2 separate regions of the Homo sapiens genome follow, and region 2 is linked to region 1. A link is an interaction called in ENCODE POLR2A ChIA-PET data of the cell type or tissue named here. Cell type or tissue: PC-9. All regions are shown on one strand. Each heading gives the region's core, and the rest is flanking DNA. Links, peaks and the distances in the headings are about the cores only. Region 1 overlaps LOC105370118 (a long non-coding RNA gene). Region 2 has its middle 50 kb from the start of ATP12A.

The links. ChIA-PET counts read pairs that join two places held together with the same protein. Peaks named below come from ENCODE experiments on the same cell type or tissue, not always from the same donor. Only the 100,000 strongest peaks of a DNase experiment are listed, where the experiment ranks them.
Region 2: POLR2A ChIA-PET joins it to region 1 with 6 read pairs; 2 of 35 experiments call an interaction of 5 or more read pairs at or near these places.

What each region holds. Positions count from the first base shown.
Region 1 is chr13:24,720,255-24,725,631 of GRCh38, reverse strand. It overlaps LOC105370118 (a long non-coding RNA gene), which reads left to right. Exons shown (of 4, transcript XR_941759.1): 4 at 2,136-2,516. Among named protein-coding and RNA genes, the nearest start is that of RNF17, 41 kb to the left of the region's middle. In PC-9, for the core only: no CTCF peak of the experiment used is centred there; no DNase peak of the experiment used is centred there; H3K27me3 peaks cover 1,965 bases.
Region 2 is chr13:24,627,600-24,632,976 of GRCh38, reverse strand. No RefSeq gene overlaps it. Among named protein-coding and RNA genes, the nearest start is that of ATP12A, 50 kb to the left of the region's middle. RefSeq lists enhancers at 1,427-2,006, 4,517-5,355. In PC-9, for the core only: no CTCF peak of the experiment used is centred there; a DNase peak (open chromatin) is centred at 2,036; H3K27ac peaks cover 571 bases.

The DNA of each region.
Region 1 (5,377 bases), core at 235-5,234:
AGCACGCTCACAAGGGGAATGCAATTCTGAGCCTTCTTTCCCCTCTCAGAGCTTCTCTTCTTATTTCTCCCCACTTCCTCTTCTTTCATCATACAGGCAAGTAAAACTCCCATCTGAATTGACAAGTATTTCTGAAAATACTTATTCCACATACATGAGCCTACCTGTTTTAGTGAAACAGTACTTTAATTGTCGAAGTTCACCACTGTACTGACACCTTAAGCTGCTTCCAAATCCCCAGTGCCTCCTTCAGACTTCCCCACTCACCAGCACCACCTGCTCTTCAGATCCCTGTCCTTATCAGCACCCTCCATCCTGGCACACAATTATGCATGCTCTTTTACTGGTCTTTAACTGTTTCACCTGGGTTAGTCTTGTTTTTGAGGCTAATTGCATGTTCCTAAAGACGGCCACCATCCGATGTCACCCTATGTGCTCCCCTTTAATGTAATATTGACCCTCTTCCAGTTGGTGGTGGGTCTGGAAGCTGGTGGATAAGGAAGAGAGTGATACCCAGTGATGCTGGGAAGGTGGGCAAAGGCAGGGCTGGCAGAGCGTGGCAGGTGTGATGAAACATTGTCCTTTATCACACAGGGGAATGATGTAATCCAACTGCTTTTTCTGTCTTTCATGCTATAAGAAGCAGTTGGTAGCAACGAATACAAGAGCTGCAGTTTTGTTTTTTTAGCTCCAGGATAAGGATGTTATAAAAATTATGAGGTCATTATTTTGGACTAAGATCCTGCACTGGGCTCCAGCTCACCAGACCAGAAGCCAAGATGGAGTCACTCATACTAAAGTTCCATGTCACCAAACCAAATCATCTGACTCTTGGAGAAATCAGGAGATAGAGATAATATCCCCAAATAGGCCAGTTTCAGTCAACATGATAATAAAGTTCCCTCTGCCTTTAATCTGCACAACAAAAAGTAACCTGAAATAGGCCAGGCATAGTGGCTCACGCCTGTAATCCCAGCCTTTTGGGAGGCCGAGGTGGGTGGATCACCTGAGGTCAGGAGTTCAAGACCAGCCTGGCCAACATGGTGAAACCCCGTCTCTACTAAAAATACAAAAATTAGCTGGCATGGTGGCGGGCATCTGTAGTCCCAGCCACTCGGGAGGCTGAGGCAGGAGAATTGCTTGAACCCAGGAGGTGGAGGCTGCTGTGAAGCCGAGATTGTGCCACTGCACTCCAGCCTGGGCAACAGAGCAAGACTCTGTCTCAATAAAAAAAAAGAAAAAAGTAACCTGAAATAACTTGATGTTAACTAATCAGTTACCTTTCTATTGTTCTGTTTTCCTGTTTCCACCTTACAAGGAAAGTAACTTTGAAAGGATCAATACTCCTTTTCTTGTTTGTTTCTGCTTTCTTCTACCCTTTTTTGTCTATAAAACCAACTCCTTCTGCTCAGTTTATTGGAACACTTATCCTATTTTACAGAATGGAGCGTTGCCTGATTCTAGAATCACAAAGCCAATTAAGATCTTCAAATTCATTCAAATTCTGTCTTTTGACAAAGAGCTATTATAGCTGGGAGACTCTCCTACCCAGGATCTTGTTCAGGAGGAGGAGAAGAAGGGAAATGGGCCTCCACCACAGGGCGGGGCAGTGTAGTAGGAAGGCTCAGGTCCAGCAAACTGGACTATATGGACACCTATGAGCTATGTGACCTTGGGGCAAGTTGTGTCCTCTCTGAGCCTCTGTTTCCTCATCTGCAAAATGGGGATGATAATGGTGCCCACCTGGACAACCTGCCCAGGATGGGGATGATAATGGTGCCCACCAGCACCTGCCCCACGGAGGGATCTGGTGAACACAGGAACAAGAACAGGAGCTCCTGATTCCCAGCTTGCTCAGCCTCTGGTTTAGTCTCTCCACCTTTAAAGACTTTAAGTGAGGTGTGCACTGGAGTCATGAAGGGAGGCAGGTAGGCGTGAGTCAGTCACTGACTATCTGAGCGACTTTAGGCAAATTGTTCTCTCAGGAACTCATTCTCTTCCCCTGTGAACTGCCCAGATCATTTCTAAGGTTGGTTATGAGGATCAACTTGAAAGGGCTTTGCAAACATCTGTTGCGAACGAGTGTGAAGTATGCGTGTTGCTCTTAATTGACATTTGACCTCCCATGTTCCCAGAGCTACTAATGTGTGGACAGAGTCTGCGGCCGTGGCAGGTGGCACACACTGGCAATGATGACCAGAGCCACGGTGACAGTGGCAGCCTGCTCCCTGGACTCTGCGTCCCGAAGCACGTGCCAGGCTGCAGCAGCATCCACAGTGGACAGGGAGCCACGGGAAGCGGGCTGCCATCAAGCCACAATTTCACCAGCTCTGCTCTTGGGTGGAACCACTACTTCCCGCCAGAGCTTGCAGATGAAGCAAAGAGGGGCCATGGAGGGATCCAGGGCTGACTGCTTGGAGCCTTGGTTTTCCTGCATTTTACAAATGGAGTTGTAGTCATAAACCTGCCACCTCATTTAATTTCCAGTGATGCTGTAAAACTAAACGAAATTTTGAAAATTGTGTAAGACCATTCAAATGCTTTTGAGGTTTTATTTTTTATGTTAATATATAGCTGTATTAATATAATACAATATAATAATGCAATACTTTCACTATGGAAAGTATTCTTGGGGAATGCGAGCTCTTCAAGTAGAAGAGACTCAACTAAATATTTTTGGATTTCCCAGGCATTAGTTAAGCTGCTGTTTATGAGAAATGGTGTCACACAATGACTAAAAGCACAGACTTTGGAGTCAGGCTGATCAGGCTTGATTCCTGACTTTGCTGCTTAAAGCTAATTTTGCATGCCTGGGCAACTTAGCCTCTCTGCATTGCAGTTTTCTAATCTGCAAGACAGGTTGATAATATAGTTGTCCCTCAGTATTCGTGGGGAATTGGTTCTAGTATTCCCCTTGGATACCAAAATCCACTGATGCTTAAGTCTCTGATGTAAAATGGTGTATTTGTATATAACCTACACACATCCTCCCATATATGTTAAATAACCTCTAGATTACTCATAACTCATACAATGTAAATGCTATGTAAATTGTTGTTGTACTGTATTGTTTAAGCAATAATGACAAGGAAAAATAGTCTATATATTCAGTACAGAAGCAAACCATCCTTTTTTTTTTTCCTGAGATGGAGTCTCACTCTGTCGCAGGCTGGAGTGCAGCGGCATTATCTCGGCTCACCATAGCCTCCGCCTCCTGAGTTCAAGTGATTCTCCTGCCTCAGCCTCCCAAGTAGCTGGCATTATAGGTGCCTGCCAGCATGCCCAGCTAATTTTTGAGTTTTAGTAGAGACAGGGTTTCACCATGTTGGCTAGGCTGGTCTCAAACTCCTGACCTCAAGTGATCCGCCCGTCTGGGCATCCCAAAGTGCTGGGATTACAGGCATGAGCCACTGCCACCGGCCATCCATATTTTTTTCCAAATACTTTCAATCCCCAGTTGGTTTAATGCATGGATTCGGAGGGCTGACTGTATAGTACCCACCTCTTAAGGTTATTATGAGAATTCAATGAGTTAACCTGTATCAAAGTGCTTTGAAGAGTGTCTGGCAAATAATAAGCACCATGGAAGGCCCTGCAGTGAGTGCCTAGCATGATTCTGGGCATGCCACAGGGGCTCTGTAACCTGTACCATAGTTTCTTTACACTTGTTCTCTTCTCCCACTGAGCAGACTGAATTCAGACATGCCCTGTGTAATAGAGTCTGACCCAATTTTTTTTTTTTCTTTTTTTAGACAGAGTCCGACTCCATTGCCTAGGCTGGAGTGCAGTGGCGTGATCTCGGCTTACTGCAACTTCCGCCTCTCAAGTTCAAGCAATTCTTGTGCCTTAGCCACCTGAGTAGCTGGGATTACACACGCATGCCACTAGGCCGGGCTAATTTTTTGCTATTTTTATTAGAGATGGGGTTTCACTATGTTGTCCAGGCTGGTCTCGAACTCCTGGCCTCCAGTGATCTACCTGCCTCAGCCTCCCAAAGTGCTAGGATTACAGGTGAGAGCCACCATGCCCAGCCTGACTCCATTTTTTTGATGTCTGCTGCTAATAGCTTTTAAGCATCACTCCTTTCTTTCCCTTTCTGAGATTCATTCTCCTCACCTGTGAATTGCCCCACATCTTGGCAAGCTGATCAGAAGGCCTGGATGTTCTCTCTTTCAGACACCTCTTTAAAAACTGCATGCCAGTCTTCTCTCCCTGCTCTCTCAAGCCATTTTTTTAGATGGAGTCTTGCTCTGTCACCCAGGCTGGAGTGCAGTGGCAAGATCTTGGCTCACTGCAAGCTCCACCTCCCGGGTTCACACCATTCTCCTGCCTCAGCCTCCCGGGTAGCTGGGACTACAGGCACCCACCACCACACCTGGCTAATTTTTTTGTATTTTTTTAGTAGAGACAGGGTTTCACTGTGTTAGCCAGGATGGTCTCAATCTCCTGACCTCGTGATCCACCCACCTCAGCCTCCCAAAGTGCTGGGATTACAGGCGTGAGCCACCGCGCTTGGCCAAGCCATTTTTGGAGTTGCTTGGGAACCACCTTGGGAGAAAGTTTCATTATGTGAGTAGTAAACCTTTTAACACCTTCTTGGTGTGTGTGTGTGGCATCAACAGTCTTGGCATCTGAACCAAATTTTGGGTGGAGTCTATTCTGTTTCTACAGAGTGGCTACAATGGTTTCTCTCTAATAATGCAATATGTGAAAAGGCCAATTACTGCTTATGAAGGAGCTAGATGAACTAATGTATAATATAAATGGAATGACTGCTAGCTTCTGGAGACTCTAGTCTAATCACAAGGGAAAGATGACACAAATTTGTCCTGTTGCCCTAAATCTTCCATTTTTGGTGGTAAAATACAGCTTTTTAGAGACAAACAGGACACATACTGGGATGCAGCCATCCTTAAGATAGCCCCAGCATTGGGTTTTAGTGTCTGAAGATTAAAGCAATTTGCTAGACCTGCCTTTGTAGAAGCAGGTTCAATGGGTGGTGGTTAGAGGAGGCAAGTTTCCCCTGAGAAAACATGACAGCTCTGTCCTCCTTCGCCCGACCCCCAAGTTTGCCCTCACTTCCCAATGGCACCCAATCCATCCCTGGCTCTTGCTTCCTGAGACCCTCCTCAGGATCTCCCAGCACAAACCAAATCCTATCATACGTCCCTCACAATGCCATCTTACCCAGAACCCCATGGTTTTCTTGGTGCACTCTCTCCATTGAAGCACAAGTTAATTAAACCTAACTCTGACCACAGGTGTGTTCCTGGTAGTCTTGGTTGGTGGCTCTGACAAAACCCAAGTGGTCTCACTCCAGGGCTAGCTTTTCCTGATGCTACTCTGACTTCCAGTGAAGTGTCACAGGTGTTTGGCA
Region 2 (5,377 bases), core at 146-5,145, 93 kb after region 1:
TAGCCATTCAGAGCCCGAGCTTTGGCCTCATCTGCATCTGGACTTCTGTCCCAGTTCTGTCACTGACTAGTAGTGAGATCATGGGCCAGTTATTTTATGAACTTTGGAATTCCCAGATATAAAGTTGAGACAATAATGCCTGCCTTGATTGATTAGAGTGAGAATTAAATGAGATACTGCATATAAAGTGTTTAGTGTATATACAGTGCCTGGCACTGAGTAACAGCTTCCAATAAATGGCAAGTGTTTCTGTCATTATTCCATCACCTCCCTTGAGACTAAGAAGAGTGAGGAAGCATTTCTAAGCTCAGCAACCCAACTCCTTGGTTCTAGAACCCAACTTCCTGACTCTCCTCTTGCTCCCTGTGGTGTGAGTCATACGGGAGGATGAGGTGGCCCAGGTTTTTGGTGCAGAGCCCTGGGTCCAGATCAGCTGTGTCCTGCTGGCTGTGGGCATGTGACAGCCTCTCTGAGACACATTTTCCTCTGCTGTGAGATGGGATACCCCCTACACATGGGGCAATTGTGAAGGATAAATGAAAGCGTGGCACACAGCAACCACTTGATTTTCAGGAAGTCTGAATCAAAGCACAGAAGGACAGGGAGCCCTCTGCAAGCAGGGCCTGTGCATCCTTCAGGCACTCGCGGTGCCTGCTCAGCAAAGGCTTGTGGAACAAATGAAATGCCCGTGGAACAGTGACTGTTTACTGGCAGCTGTTACTCTGTGCCAGGGACTGTATATACACTAAACACTGTATATGAAATATCTCATTTAATCCTCACTCTGATCAGGCAAAGCAGGTATTACTGTCCCAACTTTATATCTGGGAGGACTGAGGTTCATAGAATAATTGGCCTATGATCTCACCACTAGATTAGTTACAGAGCTGGGACGAAAGCCCAGATGTAGACGAAGGAGGAATGAGACTTGAATATAGTAGGGTAGGTAACAGTGGCCCAGCCTGAAGGACATGACTCCATGTTGTTACAGGAAAGAGGCCCTGATCCAGACCCGAAGGGAGGGTCCTTGGATTTCGTGCAAGAAAGAATTCAGGGTGCATCCATAGAGTAAAGTGAAAGCAAGTTTATTAGGAAAGTAAAGGAATAAAGGATGGCTACTCCATAGACAGAGCAGCCCCGAGGGCTGCTGGTGCCGATTTTTATGGTTATTTCTTGATGATATGCTAAACAAGGGAACGCCTCCCCACCACCATTTTTTTTTTTTTTTTTTGAGATGGAGTCTTGCTTTGTTGCCCAGGCTGCAGTGCAGTGGCGCCATCTTGGCTCACTGCAACCTCCACCTCCCAGGTTCAAGTGATTCTCCTGCCTCAGCCTCCCAAGTAGTTGCAATTACAGGCACGTGCCACCATGCCTGGCTAATTTTTGTATTTTTAGTAGAGACGGGGATTCACCATGTTGGTCAGGCTGGTCTTGAATTCCTAACCTTGTGATCTGCCTGTCTCAGCCTTCCAAAGTGCTGGGATTACAGGCGTGAGCCATTGCCCCCGGCTGCTTCCCCTTTTTAGACCATATAGGGTAACTTCCTGACGTTACTATAGCATTTGGAAACTCTTATGGCACTGGTGGGAGTGTAGCAGTGACGATGACCAGAGATCACTCTTGTGGCCATCTTGGTTTTGGTGGGTTTGGGCCGGATTCTTGACTGCAGCTTGTTTTATCAGCAAGGTTTTTATGGCCTGTATCTTGTGCTGAACTCCTATCTCATTCTGTGTCTTAGAATGCTTTAATCATTTGGGAATGCAGCCCAGTACGTCTTGTCCTCATTTTACCCATCTCCTATTCAAGATGGAGTTGTTCTGGTTCACACGCCTCTAACAATGTGGCAACAGGAAGTGAGAACTTGAGTGTTTACGTTTTAGTGGTCATGGTTTTGCTGTGTGTTTGTGTGTCTCAGAATAGGGACATTGTCTTCAACTTCTTTGTATTTCCAAAGTGTGCAAAGCAGGCCCTGGACAAAGGACCTGTCACTGATGCTGAATTCCTGACTCAAGGACCGCCCAGAGGTGGGTGGAAAGGTTCAGAGGCAAGCTGAGTCACTGCTGGGCTGATAGGGGAAAGACTCCTGGGCTGTGTTTCGGGTGAAGGGCGTGGAGCTCTTGAAAGAACTGACTTGATTCTCTTCCTACCTTGCATAAGAATTTTGAACTTGACATTTCCATTTCAATAGGAGGGGAAAATACAGTATAATGAGAGGTAAAGCAGTTCTTCCTCCTCAAGTGGCTCAAGTTTCACTTGGACAGTGGACAAAACTGTTCACATAAAGCCAGGACAAACTCACTTGGACATTGATCGAAGGCGTATAAACAGTGGGCAAGGTCTTTCGGTCGGTCAGTTTCTCTTGCTTTGTCCATCAGCCACCCATTCAGCATTTCCTCTCTACTTCTAACAGCCCTGTGCACCTGCGCTGTGCTGAAAGCCCCCTCTTACCCCCAGCTTCTCTGCACCAGAGGCACTACTGTGCCCATTTTTATAAATGGAAAGCTGAGGTCGGAGAAACTAAGGGGTTTGCCCAAGGAGGAGGAGGAGACATCGACACATGGGGGTGATTGGTGTGAAGCTCTGTCCATCATCTCCTGCGTGTGGGTTCCTATTCACCGCGTGCTGCTCAGGCAGAGCCCACTCAGGAGATCTGTGCTCCAGGCTCTCTTCCATCTCTCACTAACAAACTGTAGGGGCTCAGGAAGTCAGTTCCTCCCTTGGGGCTTGGCTTCTTCCTCTATTAAGCTGGGGGAGTTAATCAGATTTGCTTTGAGACCCAAGCTTCTATGATGCTCCGGGACTTAAGGGAATACAGATCTCTGAGGGCCCATCTTCCATGTCTCATCACCTCACATGCCTCTCCTGAAAGTCTCAGGAAAAGGAGCAGATGGAAAGATGACATAGGGACCTTATATTTATTAAAACCTAATTTGCCCCAGCTGGGAGCTGTTCATCAGCGTTCCTGATCTTCATTAGGCCTGATAACTAATTTGCTTTGAATTCTTGGTATTTATAAACCCTTCTTTATTCTAGGATTACTATCTGTCCACTCCTTATGTCTAGAATGCTTTTCTTTCCCCCCGGAGAACTAGAGTAAGAATGACTTACCTTCGGTGGCCCCCACAGGAATGCCCTACTGTGCTGAGTTTTTGTTAAGAAGCTGCAGAGAAGAAGGCAGGGTAGGAAGGTCAGCTTAAAAAGAATGACCTTGGATGATTTTCTCTCAAAAGGTTTGGAGATTGTTTCTGACTGTTTATTAATTTGGACCATTTTGGGGACCTCCAGCGCTGTGAAACCTTAGCTCTTTTTTCTGGACAGGGATAAAAACATCTTTCCTGCTACTTTCTGTGACTTTACAGGAAACTTTTGGCTGTGCAGGACTGTCCTGCTCAACAATCACTTTTAATGCTTAATTCAGGGTCAGAGCTCTATGGATGACTCATTGTCTCTAGAAGAATGTCAGGTCCAGAAGGATGCCCTTGGCCTGTAAATGCTTTAAAGCACCACTGGCAATTCAAAACCTTGCCCCCTTGATTTTACTGGCTTAAATCTTGTTTTGAAGTCTTAGATACTAGACTTTAAGAAAATTATGGGGCCGGGCATGGTGGCTCACTCCTGTAATTCCAGCACTTTGGGAGGCCTAGGAAGGTGGATCACCTAAGGTCAGGAGTTTGAGACCAGACTAGCCAACATGGTGAAACCCTGTCTCTACTAAAAATAGAAAAAATTAGCCAGGTGTGGTGGCAGGCACCTGTAATCCCAGCTACTTGGGAGGCTGAGGCAGGAGAATCGTTTGAACCCAGGGGGCAGAGGTTGCAGTTAGCAGAGATCGCGCCACTGCACTCCAGCCTGGGCAGCAAGAGCTAAACTCAGTCTCAAAAAAAAAAAAGAAAAGAAAAAAAAGAAAATTACAAGAAATTGTTTGAAGAGGCCCAAACCACCCAGTCTTGGCAATCCCCATGGCAGCAGTGGGGACCCTGGAACCTTCCAAGTTCACACTTTATGGAAATGCAGAGACTGAAGAGTTCTTAGTGTCATGCACGTCCGTGTGAAGAGACCACCAAACAGGCTTTGTGTGAGCAACAAGGCTGTATTTCACCTGGGTGTACGCAGGCTGAGTCCGAAAAGAGAGTCAGCCAAGGGTGGTGGGATTATCATTAGTTCTTATAGGTTTTGGGATAGGCAGTGGAGTTAGGAGCAATGTTTTGTGGGCAGCGGGTGGATCTCACAAAGTACATTCTCAAGGGTGAGGAGAACTACAAAGAACCTTCTTAAGGGTGGGGGAGATTACAAAGTACATTGATTGTTAGGGTGGGGCAGAAACAAATCACAATGGTGGAACATCATCAGTTAAGGCTATTTTCACTTCTTTTGTGGATCTTCAGTTGCCTCAAGCCATCTGGATGTATACATGCAGGTCACAGGGGATATGATGGCTTAACTTGGGCCCGGAGGCCTGACACGCAGGACTGGCGCTCCAGCCTCTTCCTCCAGCTAAACCTAAAATCGTATAAAACTCCCAGGCCTAAGGAGTTCAGTTAAATTCACATCAATTCAACAGATGTATAGCAAAACCTTGCATTATGGCAGGTAAAACTGGTTACTATATTTGCTAATGTCCTTAATGTCAGTGGCTCAACACAATGGAAGTTGCTTTCTCATGTGAGGTCCAGGGGAGGCGCAGTAGAGTGGGAGAGGAGGGGTTTCCTCACAGCTGTTCCGGAATAGGGCCCAGGGGAGGCTCTGCCATGTGGCCTCGCCCTGTGTGTCAACACCCAGCCTGGGGAAGGAGGAGGGAGAGAGAGTGGGAGCTATCTTTTAGGAGAGAGCCACGGGGCAGTCATGGTGCCTGCTGTTGCTGGTGCAGACTCACTCACATGGTTCTGGCTAGCTCAATGTGTGAGGAAATGGGGAAGCAGAGCCTCCGGGCAGATGCTTTCCTGCAATAGCCCTGCATTCTACGGGCGAGCAGGCTCTTCGGTGGCTATGTCTAGCTGTCTCTGCCACACACCTACTATGCGCATGGCATCAGCTCCCAGAGAGCTAACAGTGTAGCCAGTGAGGACGTGCGCTTTGCTAAAAGGAAATCTGTTTTGCTTCTCTCCCCTAAACCAGTCTGGCAGCCTAAAGGCTATTGGTTCAGGCTTCGGCCTGTTTTCCTCAAACGCTGTTTTCATCAGTCCCTGCCTTGCTGGGAACTCCTGGGGACTCCTTGCTACACCACGGACACCCTCTTTTGCCTTTTGCTTAATACCAAGGGTAATGTGGCCCCTACTCCTGGGCCGAGCTTATCTCTCATGTCCCTTTGCTCCCCCACAGGGAATCGATCCTGCCCTAGTGGGGTGTCTGCACCACCATGATCTACCCAACCTCTGGA